Linked DNA regions of Mus musculus: region 1 is linked to region 2. A link is a loop called in an ENCODE intact Hi-C map of the cell type or tissue named here. Cell type or tissue: heart. All regions are shown on one strand.

The links. Peaks named below come from ENCODE experiments on the same cell type or tissue, not always from the same donor. Only the 100,000 strongest peaks of a DNase experiment are listed, where the experiment ranks them.
Region 1: it touches region 2 in a loop (2.2-fold over the local background); 7 of 42 quality-filtered maps call a loop at or near these places.

What each region holds. Positions count from the first base shown.
Region 1 is chr13:119,405,415-119,413,414 of GRCm38, reverse strand. Nnt (nicotinamide nucleotide transhydrogenase) reads left to right here and starts at 4,158. Exons shown (of 17, transcript NM_001308506.1): 1 at 4,158-4,512. In heart, CTCF peaks have their summits at 3,523 and 4,291; DNase peaks (open chromatin) are centred at 3,874, 4,394 and 5,324; H3K4me3 peaks cover 2,445 bases; H3K27ac peaks cover 3,066 bases.
Region 2 is chr13:119,458,425-119,466,424 of GRCm38, reverse strand. It overlaps Paip1 (polyadenylate binding protein-interacting protein 1), which reads right to left. Exons shown (of 11, transcript NM_145457.4): 11 at 6,102-8,000. It overlaps 4833420G17Rik (RIKEN cDNA 4833420G17 gene), which reads right to left and starts at 3,666. Exons shown (of 13, transcript NM_001113550.1): 1 at 3,306-3,666; 2 at 121-414. The coding sequence starts at 321. In heart, no CTCF peak of the experiment used is centred here; a DNase peak (open chromatin) is centred at 3,764; H3K4me3 peaks cover 2,578 bases; H3K27ac peaks cover 1,827 bases.

The DNA.
Region 1 (8,000 bases), 53 kb after region 2:
GAAGGCATTGTTATGATTTTGAAGGCATATGCTGTGAGTCTGAATGAAACTTAAAGGCAGGAGAATCAAAGCTTCAGAAGCATTTTGAGCGAAGGCAGAAAAATACACCCATCTAAAGGTCATGTTATCAGGCTGATAAAGTTTCCAAGGTAACAGTCTGTCTTCAGAAGGCCACGTTTGATCTCTTCTCTGGGCCAGTGTCAGATTCCCAGTTTCCTATATGCTCAGGGAAAGCTAGCAAGCATCTGCTGTTTACCCTGACTGCAGATGCAAACTAACCCCAAAGGGGCAGCTTTTCAGTTACCCTTCTCTCTGCAGTCTCCCTGAAGAGCAATCTTTAAATATGTTAAAGGAGTATTTTGGGGTGGCCTAGCTTGAACTCCCTCATGGTAATTTGTTACTGAAGCCCTAGGATGCTAATGGAGTCTCTATCCTTTATTATTTCCCCAGGTCCCCAAAGATACCATTTATCTTTATACTGATAAAGATTTTTATAATTAGCACTTACCACACAAGAAAGCTGAATTAGTTGAAGAGGTGCAGCCATGCTGTGTTGATCTGGCTGGTCTCCAACTCCTAGCCTCCTCAGCCTCCCCAGGAGCAGATGCCACTGTTATCAGCTAAAGTTAGGTAGATACTCAGTAATTCCCAATACAAGCACTTTTATTAAGTAGATCCAATTGTCAGTTGACATTGTGCTGGCTGTTTGGTATCAGTTTTCTTCTAGTCAATACTGATTAGCATCAGTTCACTTAGTTCATTAATGTATTTATTTCCTGGGATCAAACACTCTTGATTGGTCATCGTAAAATTGAGTTAATCTCAACATCTTGTCCCTTTTGGCAAATGCTTTACATCTGAGCCACACTCCCAGTCTTAAGGTTGGTTCTTTTAAAACTTGCCACTTGGCATGACTGTTAGATTTTACTAAGACTCTTTCTTATCTGATGGAGCCTTTTAGCCAAGAATAATAATCACTGGGTGGTTGGTTTTTGTTTTTTTTGTTTTTTGTTTTTTGTTTTTTTTTTCTTTTTTGGTGTTGTTCTTTTTGCTTGTTTTTGTTTTTGTTTTTGGGACAGTTCTTGTTGGCTAGCCCAATAGTCATTATGTAGCTCATGTTAACTTTGAACTCAGGCAATTCTTTTGCCTCAGCCTCCCAAGTGTTTGGATTACAGGTATGAACCACGCCCATCCAGTTAACCACTATGTTTATAGAAGGGGAGCTTGAAATAGTAAAGTGCTGACAAAATACAATAACTGTGATGGAAATCGATTTAATTTTCTTTTCTTTTTTTCAGACACGGTCTTATGCAGACTGGGTTTACAGGTCAGTCTTTAATTGTTGTGGTAATTACTTACCCCAGTCAGCCCCTTTAAAAACACACACAACCCAGTTAATATATTTATAAGCTATATGCCTAGATTGGGCCGATCTATCTCTATACTGATTAATTCTCCTGCGATGAGACCCCTTGTTACTTGCAGTTTCTCCAGACCATGTGGTTCTGTTCCACACAGGTTTCCACCTCCTCTTCCTCCGTCCTCTCTCTTCCTACTCCTCTCTCCTTTTGAGATCCCCCAGTCCCACCTTTCCCTTCCACTGCCCAATCATAGGCTCTGGCCTTTATTTGACCGGTTAGAATGGGGAGAAGGCTCAATAAGATCACTCTTTGTTGGCGGACAACCCCAGAATTAACATCAAAATACAGATAGCACCAGGGTAAAACACAACATTTAGTAGCACATCTCAGCTTCAGTTTACACTTTAATTTTTTGACTATTAGGTACCTCTTTGATTTTCAGACTTTAAAGCTGATGTAATGGTATGTTACAGTTTTTGGACCTGATGAATTTTCTAGAAGATAACACTATCTTTAAACCTCTGTTGGCCTAAAAGTCTTCTACATTTGACAGGATTTAATTTGTGTATCCTAATGTTGACCTGGATTCAGGGAAATGGGAACCCTCAGACACTGCTGATGGGAGTGTAAGCTCGTGCAGCCACTCTAGAAATCAGTCTGGAGGTTCCTCCAAGGACCTTGAAGTATGACTCAGCCTTGCCACTTCTGGGCATGTACCTTAAGTGTGTTGGCTTGAATAGAAGTGAACTCCATAGGTTCATGTGTTTGAATGCCACGAGTTTGAATTAAGGAGTGGCATTACTTGAGAGGGATTAGGAGGTGTGGCCTTTTTGGAGTAGGTGTGGCCTTGGTGGAGGAAGCATGGGAGTGGGCCTTGGGGATTCAAAAGCTCAACCCAGACCCAGTGTCTGGCTCTTCAGGCTGTCTGCCGATCCAGATGTAAAACTTTCAGCTGCTTCTGTCTGCCTGCCACCATACTTCCCTTCATGATGACAATGGATTAAACTTCTGGAACTGTAAGCAAGCTCCAATTAAATCATTTTTCTTATAAATGTTGCCGTGGTCATGGCGTCCGTTCACAGCAACAGAACACTGGCTAAGACACCAAGGAATCTATATTCTCCTACAGGGACACTCACTTGTACATCCATGTTCACTGCTGATCTATACACAATAGCTAGAAAGCAGAATCAGTCCAGATGTACATCGACTAATGAATGGATAATGAAAATGTGGTATATGTACAGAATGTCATTTTATCCAGCTATTAAGGAAAATGAAATTATGAAACTTGCAGCTAAATGGGTGAAACTGGAAATATTATAAAGAGCAAGGTAACTTCAGTTCATTAGTTTTGTGTATTTGGAGTACGTCAGGAAACCAGAAAAGGGCCAGTGGGGTGGAGAGTTCCCTTAAGGAAGGAGGGATGGTAGAACACTGTGTAAAAATGATTGTGGAACAGTTCCATTAGAGAGGTAGGAGGCAGAGGAAGGAGCAGGACAGGGGAATGCTACTCAAAATGAGGGGAGGGGGAGTAACAAAAACAACACTAAGAAAGAAAGCATTGGAAAACATAGAGTATGAAGGCAGATGCCCTTCAAGGCTAGACTTGCTGATTGTAGAAAAGCCTTGCACGTGAACTCCGAACTACTTACCACACAGTCCGCAGCACAAAAGAGTTTAAAATGGTTAAGGACTTGCCTCATTGTACCTGCAGTATTACTATCTGTTGACTTACGATTATTATTTTAAAACACCGGGCCGAGTCCTTTCCTGCCTTCCAGTTCTTCTGCCACCGGAAGAGTTTACTCCAGATTGCTGTGCGGAGTCCAGTAGCCCAATGACCCTTTCTGCTGTATAAAACACAAGGCATTCTCTAAATAAGGGGTTCTCTGTGGTTCACTTATTTTTAAAAGATACTGAATGTCTGTTTTTTTTTTTTTTCTTCTGCCTGTTAAAATATTTCAGTTAAATTAAAAGCAAGGGGCTGGTGAGATGGCTCAGTGGGTAAGAGCACCCGACTGCTCTCCCGAAGGTCAGGAGTTCAAATCCCAGCAACCACATGGTGGCTCACAACCATCTGTAACAAGATCTGACGCCCTCTTCTGGAGTGTCTGAAGACAGCTACAGTGTACTTACATATAATAAATAAATAAATCTTAAAAAAAAAATTAAAAGCAAGCAAGCAAGCAAACAAACAATCTTACACTGACGTTTCCTTTAGACTCAGCGCTGGGTAAGTTTAATCAGTGTACCTGCAGAGCAAGTAACAGAATCTAATCACTAACCAATAACTAGGTCGTTATGTTTTGATTTCCTTAATCAGGAACCTTAACAGGGACGTCAACTACAATTACATTCTAGACACTGCCTATGTTAATAGTAGCGCAGGGTTTCCTCTTGGCTGGCCTCGCTGTTGAAGCCAAATATGCACATGTGTGTGTTCATTTTCAGGCCTTGACTTCGTTTGTGAGGAATTTAACCCCACCCCCGTCCAGAATGGAAAAACAACGCCCCCATTCCCGCCCTCGGCTTCCTCCCGCCTAAGTCTTCTCCAGTTACAGAAGTTCGGATTTTTTTTTTTTTTTTTTCCTAGAGAGTTAGAGGAAAAGTCCGGCCCAAGAGTGGAGTTATAGTATCCGTTTATTTGCTCTGCTGGGAGACCGGTGAGGAAATCACACTTTGTAACTTAGTCTCCTGGGGGGAAAGAAGAGGTACGAATTCCTAAAAACTTGAGTTGCAGTGCTTGGCATCGGGTTTGATTGACAGAGGCCGATTGAGCAAGAGCAAGGGGGCGGGGCTGCGGGCCTGGGGCCCTGGCAGAGACAAAGGGGCTTCAGCGGCCACCCGGAGGGGACCAGCTGCTGCGCTGTAAGCGTGCATCTGGTGGAGTCTTTTTCTCCTTTGCAGACTGGCGATCGGGCCAAGCGGGTTTGGCAGGAGGCTCGGGGAGGGGGAGAAGGGGTGCCGAAAGGGGGCGCGGGTCCGGGTCTAGGCAGCCCTGTGTCACGTGGTCGCCGCCGCCGCCTCAAAGTTGGGGCTGTTCTTCCGGGTTGGAGGCACAACGCCGCGGGCCAACCCCGGGTCTGCTAGCTCGGCGTGGCGTTTGCTCGCAGCCCGGGGTCGCCATCTGTCCCGCCTGCCGGTCCAGGTGAGCCAACCAGCCCTGCAGCGCCTAGGGGCTGCTGGAAAAGGCGGGCAGCCAGCGCAGATCCCCGGTCCCTCGGCGAAGGGGACCCGAGAGAGAGCAGCAGGGGGGCGGGGTCGGCTGTGTCTAGCAAGTGGGGCGCAGAGGCTCCTGCAGGAGACTGACGGAGAAGGAATGCGGTATATGCCTCGGGGCTCCTTTTGTGTGTGCGTTCTATTGGGGTGACATGGAAAGGAGTGAGAGGGTAGAGGTGGGAACGGAGTCCCGGCAGAAGACAAAGTAAGCAAGTGACAGCTGTGCAGGTGCAGATCTTGGATCCTGGGGTGGGGGTGGGGTGGGGGCAAGGGCTGCAAAAGTTGTACGTAGTCATTTTGGCCCTTAGAGGGACTGGAAGAGAGGTCGTAGAGGACTTTCGATGAATGGTTTACCTAGAAGAATGACAGCTGGGCGCTCCTAAGTTGTACTTGAACTTTGAGAGTGTTCAGGCGGGGTGTCCAGTTAGGTGTATAGGAAAAGATGTGACTGTAGGTCCGGGCTGACTGGTGGTAGTTTCTGAATACTGAGAAAAAGGGGTTTGGATTGGTAAGTCACGGTGGGCTCTATTAGAGGTCAGGGTGTAGTTCTGGCCAGAGCTGGTTCAAACTTGAGAGGCACAATAACTACTATGTAGCCAGAGCCAATGGGCTTCCACAGGAGGTTATAAATAGCGGTCCAGCTGCACGTGCCAGAGGGTGGCAGTTTAGTTGCTGAGGGAGGGGCAGCACCTGTGACAGGAGCCATGGCTGCAGTGGCTTTGGGAGAGGTCACGCTGCCTGCCAGGATAGGGTATTGTGTCCTTGTTGGTATGCCTAGCTTTTAAAAGCATGACTTTGTTTATGCTTGCAGGTGCCCTTTATTTGTCCTACGGTAGTGTGCAGTCCTTAGAAAACTTTGGAGGCATGGGGCTTGCTTGCCCACTGAACCCCCTTTTTTGGGCAAATCTTGGTTATTTTTCCTTTCTTACTTTATTATTCTTATTATACTTTTTTATTTCGAGACGAGGAAGATCTCGGTCTGTAGCCTTGGCTGGCTTGAACGAACTTCTATGTGTAGCCTAGGCTGGCTTTGAACTTGAGTTGCTCCTCCTGCCTTAACCTCTCCGATGCTGGCATTTACAATCATGAGCTACCACCCCAGCTCCATTTTCATTCTTTCTTTTTTTTTTTTTTTTAATTTATTGAAGGGACAGTTTTGGATTATTCTAGTATAAGCAAACAGATAGGGCCAGTTTTCTACGAGGCTATACAAAGTTTTTATTTTCAAAGGAAGAGTCTGGAAACTGTTTCAGAAATATATTGTGGAATGGCCTCAGGATACCCAGCCCTAGTTATTTAAGTGTTCAGTCAAAAAGTATTAGCTGACTTACTCTGTTTAATGCAAAGCAGTGGGCCATGAAAAATAACAAAGTGAATGGAGTAACTCACCAGGATCTTGAGTTCTTTAATCCTCTCTACAAACCAGTGATCAGGGCACTTTGCTACTTTAATCCTCAGACCTTTATGAGGTAGGTTTTTACTATAATTCTGACCTTAAAGACAGAGAAGCTGGGTGATTTGAGAAGGACACATCTGGATAAAGGTAGAGAAGCGGATTCCAACCCAGAGTATACTCTAATCTCTTTACTGTCTTCTTTTGCTAGATCAGGTGCTTTCCCTAGACTCTAGAGTGCTGGTTTTCAACCTTCCTAATGCTTTGGACCCTTTAATACGGTTCCTTATGTTGTGGTGATCCCCAAACATAAAATTAGTTTTGTTGCTACATCATAACTGTAATTTTGCTACTGCTCTGAATTGTAATGTAAATATCTGGTGTGCAGGATATCTGATATGATTGATACCCTTGTGCAGGGTCATTTGACCCCCAAAGGGGTTTTGACAGGTCAAGAACTGCTACTCTAGAGGGTTTTAACACTGGGGAAGGCTGAGGATGTAGCTCAGGGGCAGTGTGCTCTCAGAGCAAGTGTATGGTTCTGGATCCTGTCCTTGGCATCACACACATCAATCTCTGGGGAGGCACTTATCCTTATAACTTACACCAAGTGGTTTAATGAATGCCATGCTAAAATAGGCATTTTATTCTTTTAAACTTGGGGTTGCGAAATTATTATTTTTTATTCATTATGAATTCAAGGCTTAAGAAGTACATGGAAGTGCATAGAGAATTTCAAAGTGAAGAAAAGGGGGAACTAACTCTGTTGGCGTAAACGCGGACTAGACAATGGTTGAGATGTTTTCTGAATCCCTTTCAGAACCATTTATATTCAAAATAGGGCAAGTGTAGGGGCCTTTTCTTGCCAGTAAACCTCCTGATCTTTGATTTATGTGTTTAATGCCTAATAAAGTAGTTTTATTTTTAAGTTTTTTATTTTTAGATTGGGCTTCTGATATATGGTGCCCCTATTACCGATCTGCTCTACATCAAATTATTATTTTCCAAGTAGGCAAGACAATCATGGATTTTCTAGAGTGTAAAACGACCTCAGCAAGCTGTTGCTTGCTACCACTTTTATGGGTTAGTGGATTGAAGCGCTAAGTAGTTCAGGTTAAACAATCAGGAAGTGACAGGCTTGGGCAATGCAGGGGGGAGGGGCTTGGAGGGGGGCTCCATTTGGGCCAGTTTCATTTATTTGCTGATGAGGTCTGGAGAAGCTTTACCAACTCACTGGGGACAGTGCTTGCAGGGAGCTGCTATGACCCAAGAAGAGAAATAAATAGCCTCTGAGATTCTGCCCTGGGGCCATGTTTAATTAAAGGGCATTTAATGAATCTATGAATAGGCAACTCCTGGATTGATAATTCCCATCACCAATGTTCCTTCTCAAAGTTTTAAAGTTTATTTAGGAAGTTCTAGTAACAGCTTTGGGATTTAAAATCAGCTAAACACTTCTCTGGTGCTTGGAAAATTGGTTGTAGAGCCTGCTTGGGTGTGATGCTTGGCCCTGTGAGAGTCCATCTCTTGGATCAGAGCCTGTAGGCATAGTGGGTAGTGCTAGCCAGGTTTGACTGATAGACCTCAGACCCTCTGCTTTTATCCTATTCTCAAAGCAAATGCTGAGAAACACTGGGGATGCAGTAGAGGAACATGGGAAATGTAGGTGTGCCTGCTGTGCATCATGGGGATCTGCCAAAGAGGGCAAAGGTAGCTGAAGAATCAACAGTGATACTTTACTCAGTCCTGCTAGAATCTGCAACAAGTGGCCACATTTTGGTGAAATAAACTTTATTATAAAACACTTGTAAATTATACTGGCCACTGTTGAGAATTGTGTTCAAAAGAGTTTACAGTTATACCCATATCTGCAAGCACCGACTGCATTAGTAAAGATACTATGGGATCTCCCTCCCTCCTTCCCTCCCTCCCTCCCTCCCTCTCTCTCTCTCTCTCTCTCTCTCTCTCTCTCTCTCTCTCTCTCTCTCTCTCTCTTTCTGTCTTATTCTATGTGTATTTACTTT
Region 2 (8,000 bases):
AACCAGGGGTACACAGAGAAATTGTGTCTCAAAAAAAAAAAAAAAAAAAAAAAAAAAGATTTAAAAAGAGATTAAATAGATAGACAGATAGACAAACATATTTTTTGTGGCATTACTTACTCGGTAGTTGCTAATAACAAAGTGTGTCCGTTGACGGATTCTCTCTGGTTGTTCTAAAGGATGTGTTGAGGGAGGAAGTGCCTTTTCAAAGAGAAATTCAGAGCCGCAAGGAGAGAGCTGCAGCGTGGACCCACAAGCGTAGTGCACTTGGACGGAATCATCCTCATAGAGCACCATTCGCACCTCAGCTGCCATTCCCATGCCTGGCTACGCCGCCCTTCTCAGCATGGACTGTGGGGGAATGGGGACACAGCAGCACAGGCAGTGTGCTTAAGGCTCAGGAGTTCTGTCAAGCTAAACACATGTATTTCCTAAGAACACAGGGCAACACACCCGCCACCGTGTATCCTCTTACCTTTAGGATCTAAAATAAACTTCCTTCACAAACTGCCTTGAGGAATCCCGAGGACTTTACTCAGACACAGTCAAAACCTAACCTGGGAGGCGCGGACAGCTCACAAAATCACAAACAAACATTTTGTGGTTTACTGTTCCTCAAGTTTAAATTTGTATCTGATATGCTCAGCATCTCATTTCAGATAAACCAATTATACTTTGGTAAGAAAAATATAAGCAATTTGGGCAGGCATGATGGTTCAGCACGTGAAGATTCTTGGCATGCAGGTCTGATGAACTGAACTGCATCTCTGGAATTCACCGTGGAAAAGTGAGAACAAAGTTGTAGCAAAAATATGCATGCCCGCACTCATACATCATACATACATAGAGTAATAATAATACATAAAAATAAAATAAAAACACAGCAAATCAGTTTTAACACATGCAAACCACAGGCCAAAAGAAAAGACCATGAAAATATACAAATATCAGAATACACTGCTCCCCAGTCCGGAACTAAGCAAGTAGTTAATCCAGTCTCTTCAATGTATTCTCACTTCTTCTATTTCATTTCTTACCACCAAAATGCCTGTTTTTACTATGCTTTCCATAACTGTGCGGTGGTGGTGGAGGGCTTCGCTTATGCGCCACTCTTTGCTAGGCAGATGCCTAGGGATGTCTGTTATCTGTAAAATGAGCGGGTTACACAGGACTGCTGTAGGTTTAAGTGAGAAAATACCCATGACAGTGCCTAGCACTACGAAAGCTGCCTTGTAAGGTCCCAGTAAATCTTGTGAATGTCAATTCTTTTCTAACACAAACCCTGTCTCCTGTATTTTCAGTCTCACCAGTCCAAAACAACAACAGAACACTGTTCAGAGACAATACTACTGAGTTCATGTCAATTTCCTATCAATAAAGTACAGTAAACCCCTCCTTGCTAGCACCTCTTACTAATCTTCATGCTATTACGACCTGGCTTTCTCCTCTGCCTTTCCACTGGCATTAATCCATCCACAATGGCCATCAATGTCTTTGTACTAATATCTTAAGACCTCATCCTACTAGACCTACTTGGTCTGTGACTAAGTTGTAGATTGTCCCCTCTCCCAAACTCTTCCCTCCATCCTCCTCCAACCCCACTTTAGGTTAGTGTGATGGTTTGTATATCCTTGGACCAGGGAGTGGCACCATCTGAAGGTGTGGCCTTGTTGGAATAGGTATGACCTGGTTGGAATGGGTGTGTCACTGTGGGTGTGGGTATAAGATCCTCACCCTAGTTGCCTGGAGGTCAGTCTTCCACTAGCAGCCTTTGGATGAAGACATAGAACTCTCAGCTCCTCCTGCGCCATGCCTGCCTGGATACTGCCATGCTCCCACCTTGATGATAATGGCCTGAACCTGTAAGCCAGCCCCAATTAAATGTTGTTTTTATAAGACTTGCCTTGGTCATGGTGTCTGTTCACAGCAGTAAAACCCTAACTAAGACAGTTAGTAAGGGTTTCTTCTCTACTGCCATCTCTGTTGTTACTTTAATCATTCTTATTGATTACTTAAATCAAAGACTCTTCAAGACCTTACCTAATAACGATGGTTACTTTCATCCTCATCTTTTTTTTTATTTTTAAATATGCAAATAAGGTACGCACAATTCAGGCTACCGGTAGCAGCATAGACTTCTATGTCTTTGTTCCATAGAGAAACAGAATCTGATTAAACTATAACAAAAGCACTCCCACCAAAAGCAGATTTCTGCAGCATCCCCTAAATCCATTCTTTAGCTGGAGCCCATTAATCCTAGTTATTTGCACACAGAATTAGATCAATAGTCCTACACTACAGCCTGCAGAGGCCACACAGGCTAGCCCACCACTTTCTCCAAATGTCACTTCCTAATTCCCTTGTTCTGATCATTTTAATCACACTGGCTTTGTAGAGATTGCTCTTGAAAGAAGGTGTTTCTCATCTCAGGAACTTTGCCCTGCTCTCTCTGTCTAGCTTGTCGTCTCCTTGCTTATCATATCACAAACTCTTCATCAGAACTCACATCTCAACACAAATACCACTTGCACCAAGGCCCAACTTTATCACCTAAGCTAAACTACTCCATCCATAATTGCTATCCTAACATATCTTTTGTCCTCATAGACTTTATCAGTACCTCCCACCAGGATAGAAACTCAGACAAAACAGATCTCTCCTGTCTTATTTACAAATGTATCACTGGGACCTCAAATAGTACTAGGCAAAGAAAGCTGTTGGACAAATAAACTTTCATCAAATACAGAAAGAATAAATATTTAAATTCTTCCCCTTGAGTTCACGATATGCGTTGATGACACCACTGTCATCACGATGCTTTCTGCCTGTAACTAGCTTTCTATTGCTTTTTAAAATCTCGCTTGAATTTGGCCCTTTATCTCCTTTTGTTGGAAGCTGAACTCTTATTTACTACAACTATCTTTCTCCCATTTCGTCTGTCTTCAGTGCATCTCTATATTGCCGTCACGGGTTAACTTCCCACAGGTAAGACCACAGTAACTGCTTTACGTCACTTGTTTAAATCCTTGCAACGCCAATAAGCAAACACCGTGATTACAGACGAAGAGACGTATGTGCACACACGCATAGCTCTACCTGGTATTTTAAGAGCAAATTGGTGCTTTGCATCGTTTTATTCACGTTTGCACTCTCACCATTCAACACGTTAGGTCTGGGGGATAACGAACCGAAAACCCTCCTCTGCATGTTGAAGGCTCGTTTTTTTTTTCAAAACAAACCCGGGGAAAGAGAAGGGGGCGGGAAAACACCCTCAGCAAGACCACCGCCAAACTTGCAACACTCACCGGCGGCTGTGGGCTGCGAAGTTGTTCTGCACCTGGAAGGGAGGGCAACCTCGGCCTCCGACCGACCTCTATTTTGCTCAAGTGGCACGAACTGTGCTGTTTGCGTAGCGCTTCTCCACGGTTCCTTCCGTAATGTATTAACTACCGAGAAGCATTTCTTGAGGAAGAAAAATAATCACATCTACGGAAAAACACGGATACAAGAAGTGTTTCGGTTGAAACACCGGTCCAGTCCTCTGGGGCAGCATCGGCGACGCGAGGAACAAAACACAAACAAACAAAACACAAACAAACAAAACACAAAGCGAGGCAGCAGTTGGAGCCTCCCGCACCGAGAGGAAGGGGCGGTCTCCGGAAAAGCGAAGCCGGAAGTCCCGCCTCTTCCATTGCAAAGAGCAGTTCCGGAAAAGACCGGTTTTCCGGGTTGGACTCTGGTCTCCACGTATCGGGTGCTCAGTGTCGGCACGGAAGCGCCGAGTTTCCGTGGGGATTAGGGTTATAGACCAGTTTTACCAGGCGACACTGTCACAGGATAGGTGTTAGCGGAGCTTTAAAATTCTTTAAAAGTAATCGAAGACAAAGACCACTTGTTTTAAGAGGTGCCAGAAAATGTCTTCTAATTCTTAATCTATTGCCATTAGACATGCGTACGACGTCAGCAAAATACGCTGCGGATTAGCCCAATTCACTGGGGTCAGGATGGGGATTGGAGAATGACTGGGGGGACAAAATATTCTATTAGTTATGAGTGTTCCTAAACTAAAAAACACAGCGATCTATGAGAGAATAGAGTCTGAGAAAATACTTCCACTAAAATCTGAGGTTTGAGTTTTTTTGGGTTTTGTTTTGTTTAGTTTGTTTTTGAAACAGGGTCTGTGTAAACCTGGCTGTCTTGGAACTCGCTCTGTAGACCCAGCTGACCTCGAACTCAGAGATCTGTCTGCCTCTACCTCCCTAGTGCTGGGATTAAAGATGTGCTTCACCATCTTCCTGGCTTTGCCCTGCCTAAAAATAGTATTGCATCCAGATTATAGACTGTCCACAAGACACTCTTGGTAGTAAAGCAGACCTCTTTGTGCTGCCTATTGCCCTCAGTATGAGGGTGAGCTCAGAGCAAGGGGGGGGGGGCAGATCTCTCCACAAGGACATTATCCATATGGCCAGAGCTCCAAATCTGGAGTTTTAAATAGGTACTTGCTAAGTACAAGCAAAGGTCAAGGCTCTGTTACAACTCCAAGCAGTCCAAGGGAAAGATGATGTCTCTTTAAGGGGTTGAAGCATGATCAGGGAGGAAGGAGGCCTGAGGTAGTATGGCCAGGTCATTATGGATGGAGCCAGACTCGAAGAAATTTGCTGATTCTAAATTTAAAAATCTCCAGGCAACTTTTTCTTAAAAAACAAACTAACAAAAAAGCTTTATTAGGAATATTTGTTTAGTGCAAGAGCTTTAAGCAAAGCTATCAGTAAGGGATTGGGAAAACAGGATCTAACTCTTCAATTAGCCATCACTTGAAAATATACTGATACAAAGAATGATCTTAAGTAAAGACATCCTTGGACAGATAACAGTCTTCCTTCCTTCCTTTCTTTTTTCTTTTCTTTTCCTTCCTTCCTTCCTTCCTTTCTTTCTCTTTCTTTCTTTTTTTGAGACAGGGTTTCTCTGTGTAGCCCTGGTTGTCCTGGAACTCACTTTGTAGACCAGGCTGGCCTCGAACTCAGAAATCCGCCTGCCTCTGCCTCCCGAGTGCTGGGGCTAAAGGCATGCGCCACCACCGCCCAACCACAGTCTTATTTCTTAATGACCTGTGACAGTATGTACTGTACATTGTGTAGCTGTTTTCTACCCCCACCCTTTCCCCATCTAATGTTTGAGAACCCGAATGGAATTTCTGCTACACGGGATTTCATGTTTTGAAAGATTACTGGGATTGCTGATGGGGAATGGATTGTGGGCAGCAAAGGGTAAACAGGAGAGAACCCCTAGAATGTAGGTTCTCAATACTAAGAAGACAGCAGTTCCAGCAGGAGAGTTAATTATATTCTTGGGAATTACTGGACCTGGGACTTCGGAGAAAAGACTCTAAAACAACCCAATTTCCTGGTTTAGGAAAGGCGGAAGAGGTTATAAAAAAATAAATTTAGGAAAAGTTTGAGCTAGATTTAAATCTTCTAAATTCATTTGGTGAAAATTGTAAGATTTGGTTGGAATTAGGAGATACCCACCTGGAGATCAATGGCTGTTAGTTGAAGATTTAAAAGAAATGTGACATTAGAATGTTAAGGGGGCTGGAGAGATGACTCAGTGGCTAAGAGCACTGGCTGATCTTCCGGAGGACCTGAGTTCAATTTCCAGCACCCACATAGCAGCTCAAAACCTTCTGTTCCTCCAGTCCTAGGGAATCAGACTCTATTCTGACCTCCCTGAGTACCAGGCACACACTGGTGCAGACACACATGCAGGCATAACACCCACACATACAAAATACAACAATTTAAAAATAAAAATAGAAGAAAGTTAGATAAAGTAAGACAAGCCCAGAAACACATTGCAGAAGAGCATAAAGAGAAAGCTAATTATTGTCTTAGATGCCTAGATGCTTTTTAAATTTTGGTGTCAGTATAGAAGGCAAGCTGAAAAACAGATCTATTAGGGTTAGTGAGGCAGAGGCCAGGGCCACTTTACTGAGACTGCATATAGTGGGAAAGAAAACGACCTTGAAGACCGATTAGAGACAAGGAAATGGATAACTATGGGCTACTTGAGAAGGCTGACTATAGGACTCCGGAACAAGGAAACTTAGAAAAACAGATTTAATTTTTTATTTGATAAGAAATGGCATGGGAACAGCTTGTGGGGGGGAAAAAAAGCCAGATTAGAAAAACAACAAAAAGAAACCCCAGTCACTCTTAAGTAACAGAATTCATGAAAGAGGAGGCAGGAAAATCTACTCAGGATGCTTCCTGTAGAGGAGAGAAGATAAAGAAGATACAATTGTGTACATTTGACTGCTAATGCTTTTCCCTAAAACAAATGAGATAATGAAAAGATTAAAGGAGGCAAGAGCCAATTAAAACTGGACGGAGGGAGCACAATGATCACCAGCAGTACAAAGTGGCATCGGGATGCTGAACTTACAATGGCACACATCTACCAGAACCAAACCCAAGGCAAACGGATGCGGCTCTGCTGCGTTCACGGGGTTCAGTCTTGCTAAACCAACACAGCAGGGCCGAGGCATACACAAGCTTACATTCTTTCCATCTGCTAAAATCTAGTCAAAGACCACCAGGCTCAAGCCTGTTAATTCCCAAGAGGAAGGGTTCCTGATCAAAGTCTCTGAGGATGTCCTAAGGGAAGGGGGCCAGGTCTGGGGAAGATGCTGCCTCTGAAGAAGCAGAGTTTGACCCAGTAATAGTTGAACAACGGCAATGCATGGGCAGAGCTGCTGGTAACAAGTCAATAGTTCCACAAGGTGCGCACACTATGGCATTTTAGAGCTGCTCTTAAGACTGGATAAATACATGTTCTGTTAACTTTGCAGCTAGCTCTGTGTGCGTCTGCCCTCAGGACCTGATAGGAAATGGACTTTTGTATGAGCTTTCAGCCATCAACAGGATTTTTTATCTATCAAACATCCTCCTCTCATTAAATGACAAAACTTTTTCTAATTGGGAAAAAACAAAAAAAAAAAACAAAAAAACCTACACTCATCTGTCCTCCTTGCAGGTAAGATTTAATGGGATACTTACAGAATTACCCAAAGACTGTCTGATTTTAAATTCTAGCAACCTCTTGCAGATGAACTCTCTGGTCCTCCCAAAGTCTACATTCTCCATCACTGTGACAAAACCAGTCTAGGAAGATAGAGTAGGTTTTTGCCTTCTAGCTAAGACTGAGTCGGAGTTGATAACCTGATTGCTTGAATAAGATCAGTATTTCTTTTGTTACAGCTCAAGGCTGACAGTTACTGGCCACAGTGCCAGTGCTCATTGAAGAGCACTGTATTACTATTTCTACAACACATTCATGTTTGGGCCTGGTGAAGACACACATTCTACAAGACAATGTGACACAGGACCAACTCATTATACACAGTTACAAATTTAGACCTTATGTACACATTCCTCAGTGGCCTCCTACGGACACAGACCTAGTGGCTCATTTAAAACCAAGAAAACCAGTACTGCCGCACAGCTTCGGAATGACGTTTCTTCCTGTTTTGGTGTGTCCACTCTGAGTCCAGCCAAAATGCTGAGAGGTCCAAGAAAAAAGCAGCAGCCCACCATCGGTAAAATGCCAACGTTCTAGTCAACAGCTCAGGTCTAGATGTAGCTCGGGTCCTCACTGCCATTGAGAGAGGATGGCTCCAACGATGACAGCTTCCAGCTGCTCACACTACCACTAGCCCACTGGTTTTCCTACTAAGGTGGTTTTTAACTTGAGCACTAGGAATCAAACTTAGGTCTTCTGCATGCTAAGCAGATGAACTGCCACCAGACTACCAACACATGTAGATTCTGTGGATAGCCACTTTTGAGTACAGTAATTAGTGACAATGAGGCGAGTGGTCAAATACTGGATGTTTATATACTGACCAGTAGATGTCTAAAATAGATGCAGCTCTGTCTCTCTTATCTAATGTGCTGTAACTAGCATGTTCCAAGACTGCAGGCTGTGCTGGTAGTCATCAAGTT